2 separate regions of the Homo sapiens genome follow, and region 1 is linked to region 2. Evidence: chromatin contacts called from ENCODE Hi-C or POLR2A ChIA-PET data. All regions are on one chromosome and are shown on one strand. The core of a region is the stretch at or near the end of the contact, and the rest is flanking DNA. Distances in the headings are between cores, read along the strand shown. Region 1 overlaps HDAC4 (histone deacetylase 4). Region 2 overlaps HDAC4 (histone deacetylase 4).

Region 1 (3,191 bases), core at 33-2,532, 230 kb before region 2:
ACTGCCCAGGGGTGGCTCTGTGTCCGGGGTGACCTGGACTGGGCCCATTGCCTCCTGGGGCTGAGGTTGCTTCCTTTCATCGGGCCCTGTTTCTTTAGAAAGATACTGGGCTTTGACTTTTGCCTTCTGTCGGCACCTGGCCCTGCAGCTGATGGAAACTGGCAGAGCAAAGGACTTCACTGGGACAGTGAGCAGTGGGGCAGCCCTGTGTTTACAGGCAACCCCAGACCCTCTTATGACAGAAGGGGAGGGCAGGGCAGCCGGCCTTCACCTGGATAGGAACAGCAGGTGGCTGATGTATCTGAGTTGGTATATTCATTCAGAGACATTGGTTAAAATTACTTGTCAATATAACATCTTTACCATTGTTTTCTTCAAAGCCAGATTCTGTATTTTCTGATTTTATGTAAACTAAATACATAGTTTTCTTAAATACAGATGACCTCTGCCTTCACAGTTTCTTTGGATACCTTTCAAGTCAGTTTAACACACATGCTCTCCGGAAACAAAACTCAGCCACTGGGGAACCGAACCTACGCTTTTGGTAGAATCTCAGCCTTGGGGGGAGCCTGGAGGCCCTGAGCCCTGGATGACACCTGCTCTGGAATCCTCCACCAGTGGCTTTTGAAATGTGGTTGGTGGCTGAATCTCACTTCTGCCTTGGATGCTTATGGAATCTTCTGGATGGACTGAGCTCAGAATCTCATTGAATACTGTGGTCCTCTCAGTCTGAACTTTGTACCTAAAAATCCACGGGAATCTCATAGCAGCTGCTGAGGATTTGGAGAACTCCCTTAGAAAAATAAAAGGAATTTATTTTTTCCTATTTTATGTAGTGGCTATTTAAATTTTGAACATCAAATGGTAGTTTTGGATTTTAAAAGCTCAGTGTGAATAAACTTTGAGCTCAGATGCAGCCGTTCTTTTAGTGTGTCAATTTTAATAGGTGTCATTTGATGTTTGCACTAGGGGGTTGGACGAAGGTCGGTGTGAGAATCTCAGGGATAACTGGGCTGCTGCAGGGGTCAGACAAGGCCTCCTGTAATAGGGATTTTGGGGCACTGATGGAATGAAGGGAAGCGGGAGGAGAGGGTAACGAGTAGAGGCTGCCGCTGCCCCAGTTGTATTAGAGGGTGGTGAGGGACGTGGTGGATAGGAAGCTGCATGGGCCTCCAGGAACTCACTGCACTGGCTTTGAGTCGCGAGAGAGGTGCCACGGGAGGTCTAGAAACCGTGCATTTTGGGACTGAGATAAAACACGTCCAGCTGGTGGCACAGACCAAGCCAGCTGGGAGCGGAGTTGTCTCTCTGTGCTTGTCTGGAGTACCTGCCTGTGCTCTCTGAGCAGCCTCTGCACCTGGCTGGTGGGCGGGGCTGAGCCTCACCTTCAAGGCTGCAGATTCCCTGGCTTTCGGTGTGCTGGGGGATGCCTTCTGCATGGCCTGGCTTTCCTGGGATTTCCAGACCAGATCCACCTCTTTCTCCCCTTTTTCTTTGTCTTTCTGCCCCCGAAGAGATAGCAGTGTACAAAAACAAGCCAGCATTTCTTGTTCTCTTGCTATTTGTAATTGTCCCGAGCCTGGACTGGGTCCAGTCCGCTCATTTATTCTGCCAGGGCCCAGTCTGCAGATCTCAGCCGAAGCCGGTTGTCCTGCCTGGCTCGCTCTGTTCCTGGAAAGCTTTGTCACGCACAGCCAGGGGCCACTTTGGGTGCATCCTGTCTCCCCCGTCGCCGTATGTTTGGGAGCAGAAGTTGGCTCTGGTCAGATATGTGGATGTTAATTTATCCTCATTCTTGGAAGCAAGTTGGGAGCTCAGAGGAAAGGAAGAGCCACAAAATGTCAAACCCAGCAGCGGCCATCTGACTCGGTTGCTCATCGCTATAATATGTGATTAAGATGGAAGTGTTTGATTTCCTCGCTTGCCGGATTTAGGCCTCATTTTGCTTACTCCCGTGAGTCCTGATTTCTTCCTGTTAGAGAGAGGAAGTTTGCAGCGATAACCGACTTGCAGTGGGGTTTTCTGTGAATGGAGCTTGTATTGGTGCGATGTGTGGCGTGGGAGTCCCCACCGGTTAGTGGCTTATGCAGGGTGTGAGTTTCTCTCAAAGTGGACGTTTTCTGCCTTCCCGGAGCCAAAACGTTTATTTCGCCGGTGAGTACAGCTGAGTCTCACGTGCATCTGACAGCAGTGTCTCCGAGCCTTGCCATTTCCTCCACTCCCTCCCTTGGAGCCGTTTGTGTGACAACCTGCTGTTCAGTAAAACCAGTTTAGTGGAGTGGGTGTGTGTTAATTCTAGTCCATGTGTTTAAAAATCAATTCATATGATGAGAATGGCACTTTCCCCCGTGGTCTTCCTCTCAGTAACCCATAGCCCCAGTCCAACCATGGGAAAAACATCAGACAAATTCCAGTAGACACCCTTCCTACAGTCTACTCTTGCCAGGCCCACTCGATATGCCAAGGTCATCAGAAACAAGCATCCTTTGAGAAACTGTCACCACCAGGAGGGATCTCAGGACATGCGACACCTAAGTGTGATGTGGAATTCCTGGATGGGATCCTGGATGGATCTTGGAATACAGTAAAAGACATTAGTGGGAAACTTCAGGAAATCCTAAACTCTAGAATTTTAGTTAATGACAGTAATGTCAGTATTGGTTCCCAATTGTGACTAACATACCGTAGTAAGGTAGGATGCTAATAATCGCGGGGAATGTGCAGGTGGTATTGGTAGGGTATATGGCAGCTCTCTCTACTGTCTACTCAAGTTTTAATAAAATATGTCAAGAATTTTGAGTTCACAAAATGAAGTACATTTATAGATACTCTCTTTTGCTTAATGTTTGTTCATGAATGGCTGTATACTGTAGTTACTTTAGCACCTAGCTTTTACAGTTTTTCCTTTGGGGACTCTTTTTTTTATGGTTGTGCATGGATGTGGTAGAGTAACTTAACAAGTCATTGTTGGTGGACAGGGAGTTTGTTTTCAGCCTTTCCATTGTTGTTATTATAAACATGTAGCCTTGAAGACCGCCAATGTCTAAGTGAACTTTTTAACTGAAGTATCACAGGCATCCAGGAAAGTGCAAGAATCATGACTGCTTAGCTTGATGAACTCTCCCAAAAGGAAGATGCCTGTAACTGCTACCCAGATTGTGAAATGGGACATCCCAACACCCAGAAGCCCC
Region 2 (3,394 bases), core at 88-2,587:
TCTGTGACCTTTCCTGATGTTTCGCTCCCACCTCCCACCTAGCAGGCTCTTCTCAAGGTCCAGGGCTGTTGCTTTCTGCCTCCGGGTCACTTCCCCAAGGAAACCAGTTCCCACCATGCTCCCCCAGGGCTGCCAGGAAGGAGCCACGGGGAGATCCGATTATATCTCAGATCAGGCCTGTTGGCTTTTTGTTAAAATAATTTTCTCTTTTTTTAAGATTTTGAAAAGCTTCTTCGAGAACACAGGGAGACCTCAGGCCCTTGGGGCCCTCCTCAGAGTTAAGGTGCTGGCGAGGCAGTGGGTCGTGAAGGGAATGGAGCTGCAGGCAGGGCCCTGGCCTGGTTTGAATTCAGCTCCCTTATGTGGCTGAGTCACACGAGGAGGCTTCGGGGATGCTGCAGCTCTGGCTGTGCCTCAGTTTCCCTGGCCGCCAGGCGATGGCAGCGGCCTCACTTGTTCTCATACAAGGAGGGCCCGGCCCCGCCTCCTGATAGGAACCAGAGCCCTGCCCCGAATCTGGCTGCAGTGGACTCCCAGGCCCAAGGAGGCAAGAAGGATCAGCCGATTAACACCTGAGGGCAGGACGGGGGCCGCACTTTGGTGAGGCTGTCCCAGCTGGTGCTCTTCACCCTGGAGGCAGCTGTCACAGGGGATCTTGAGCTCTTGACAGGGAGGAGGGTGTGGCCAGGCCCTGCTGATAGCGAGGGCAGGAAGAGAAGAGACTCCCGTCTGGGAGCTGGTGACCTTGGACAAATTTCCATTTCTTTGTCTGTAGAGAGGGGCTGGCAACACTGTGCAGGGTCGCACAAGGCCCCACCCATGCCAGGGCCCACCAGTAGAGACCTGCTATGTCCACTCCCCACACCAGGAATCCCACCATCCTACAGATAGCGCACAGGGTGGACAGGAACATCCACACCCACCCCTCCAACAGTCCTGGACACCCGACAGCCCAGGGCCCAAGTGGCTGTGGCAGAGATGAGTGAGCACGTGGAGCTGGCGTGGCACGGAGGGCCTCTGGTCTCCTGGCTTAGTTTCTGCAGGGTCCCGCCCTGCAGGTTCGCCTGCCCTCCTTTAGAAGCTGGGATATTTGTGAACTTTTAATCTGTGCCTCATCTTACCCCCCGTTTCCTTTACCAGTTTTATTGGTGATACATAATTTTCAGGGGGGAATTCTCTAAAAGTCAGGCCCAGGACCCTCTCCTGCAGTGCCCTCTGGGAGGAGGGAGGAGGAAGGCGGGGAGGAGCCACTGTAGAGGCTCTTGGCACCTGCTTCAGGGATCTGGTCAGGACGGCTGTGCCACTGGAGGGCAGCATTGCCCAGCAGACACTGGCTGCAGGAAACTCCTTCCCCACGTCCCTTCCCTCCACAGGACCAGACAGCTGTCCTGCTGCCCCTTCTGGGGACTGCCCAAGGCCTCCTGAGGCTTCCAGAGCTCCATAACCTGCTTCCTTGTCCCTCCCCTACATGTGCCCCCACCCCCAGGAGGTTCCGCTGAGGCCAGGGGATTGGGAGAGGGTCTCTCAGCCAGAAAAGCAAAGCAAATGCAAGCAAGGGAGGGAGGAGTGAGAAAGCAAAGACCCTGGAAGAAACAGCCCGCTCCTCCGCCCGCCCTCAGCTCCTCCGCCCGCCCTCGGCTCCTCTGCCTGTCCTCAGCACCATGGGTGAAGGTGCCAGCCACGACTGGGCCAGGGGCTGGCAGAGGGTCCCCAGGTGTTGGGGCTGTGGGACAAGACCTGAGCCTGGCAGGATCTCAGGGAGAGGAGAGCTGGAGAAAGACAGGTGGCTGGGAGACAGCCACAGAGGCGGTGGAGGCCATACTCCCTGGACAGCAGTGCCTTGCTCCCACACGTGGGGCAGCTCTCCAGTGCGGGTGCCCCTCCAGGTTCAGAGCGAGCAGTGTGCTAACTCAGCCCAGGGGGACGTGACGTCACCCACCAGACTTCCAGTGCCAGCCTGCCAGGGGTCACTGGCCTCCTGAGATGGCCGAGCAGAGGGGCCATGGGTACGGGGCATGGTTAGAGTGGGTACCCGATAGGAGAAGATGGGGTGGATGGGGCTGTGACTTCCCCAGTCCGCGGACCACTTGGAGGCCACAGCAAGACCGAAGCCCAGGCCCGAGGGCAGGGCCTCAGAGTCAGCACCCCTTCTCTGGGTAGACGACTGCCTGGAGGCCTGGGGGGTGAGGCCCTCCCCTCACACTGCTGAGTTGGCTTCGCGTGGTGAGGAAGGATGAGAGTGGGCTGGGAGATACTTTCTGCAAGCTTGGGACCCTGTCGATACTGGCAGGCCGGCCCAGCAAGACGTGGCTCCCAGTGCAGCTGTCTCGCTCCCTGCCTCACTCCAGAGCAGGCCTTGGGAAGCTGCCTCACACGTTCTGAGCAGTCGGGGGTCCTCTGAGTATAGCCATGTGTGTGTGCGGGCCCCGCCCTCCTGCAGAGGCTTCCCGGGAGCCAGAACAGCTCCTGGCCAATTTGCTTGCCCAGCTTGGTTTGTCCTGCCTCCAGGCACGGTGTCCAGGAAGGAGAGGAGAAGTGGGTGGGCTGGAAGTCAGATGCCACAGAGACCAGGGCCACCACTGGGATTTGCACCCTGCCCCAAGCCTGTGTTTGCTGTAAGGAGCAAAGACTCCTTCTGTCTTATCCTAGGAATTAAAGGGAGACAGAAATAACGAGGTCAGCCTCCCAAGAAAGCAGGAAGGGGCCACCATCACCACCGCTCCCAGAGTGGCTCTGGAAAAGCCTCTCAGGTGCTCAGTCTGAGCCGTCACAATATTGCACGCTACAGCCTGAGCCATCGCGGTGTCCCGCACGCACAGCCCGAGCCCTTGCGGTGTCGCGCACCTGCAGCCCCAGCCGTCGCGGTGTCGCAGAGCTTTTGGGGCTTTGATCCTGTGTCTTTTCTGTGTCCATTTCATGTGTTTGTAAGGAGAGGGTTTTTCTACTTTTCTTCTTTGCCTTATTCTAACATCAACTTTAATTTGTGAATTTCATTTGTGGTCTAACGTCAGATCTCTCTTTCTGCAATTCAGTCTCTTATCCAGTGGGTCGCTTTTGAGTGGGGAGGACACACATGGCTACCCTGCCGTTCTTTCACCCAAAGTCCACACTACATGACCTGCCTCTTGGCACCGCAGGGCACAGCCTGTGGTCCCCTACGGGGACCTTCCCAAGCGTGGGCTGCCTAGGCCCGTCTGTCCAGAGGGAACTTGGCCCTGGCCACAGCTGCCTGTGCCTGTACACACATGTGGGCTTCCTGAAGTCATTAGAAATGAGAAGCCCTGGCCAGGTGCGGTGGCTCACTCCTGTAATACCAGCACTTTGGGAGGCCGTGGCGGGTGGATCACATGAGGTCAGGAGTTCAAGACCAGCCTGGAACAACATGGCAAAACTC

The links. A loop is a pair of places that touch in the nucleus more often than their neighbours do. ChIA-PET counts read pairs that join two places held with the same protein, here RNA polymerase II (POLR2A). Pooled maps may share reads with other maps.
Region 1: a pooled map shows a loop between it and region 2 (2.5-fold over the local background). The contact joins two enhancer-like sites. A Hi-C loop is called at or near these places in 1 of 50 pooled maps. POLR2A ChIA-PET finds 5 or more read pairs at or near these places in 2 of 52 experiments (K562 and WTC11).

The regions. Positions count from the first base shown.
Region 1 is chr2:239,336,247-239,339,437 of GRCh38, reverse strand. The region is part of intron 2 of HDAC4 (histone deacetylase 4); the gene reads left to right. Among named protein-coding and RNA genes, the nearest start is that of MIR2467, 14 kb to the left of the region's middle. Within about 2 kb of position 1,282, at least 5 of the 41 ENCODE cell types and tissues checked have a DNase peak (open chromatin) inside an H3K27ac peak, as active enhancers do.
Region 2 is chr2:239,104,419-239,107,812 of GRCh38, reverse strand. The region is part of intron 15 of HDAC4 (histone deacetylase 4); the gene reads left to right. Among named protein-coding and RNA genes, the nearest start is that of MIR4441, 20 kb to the right of the region's middle. Within about 2 kb of position 1,337, at least 2 of the 41 ENCODE cell types and tissues checked have a DNase peak (open chromatin) inside an H3K27ac peak, as active enhancers do.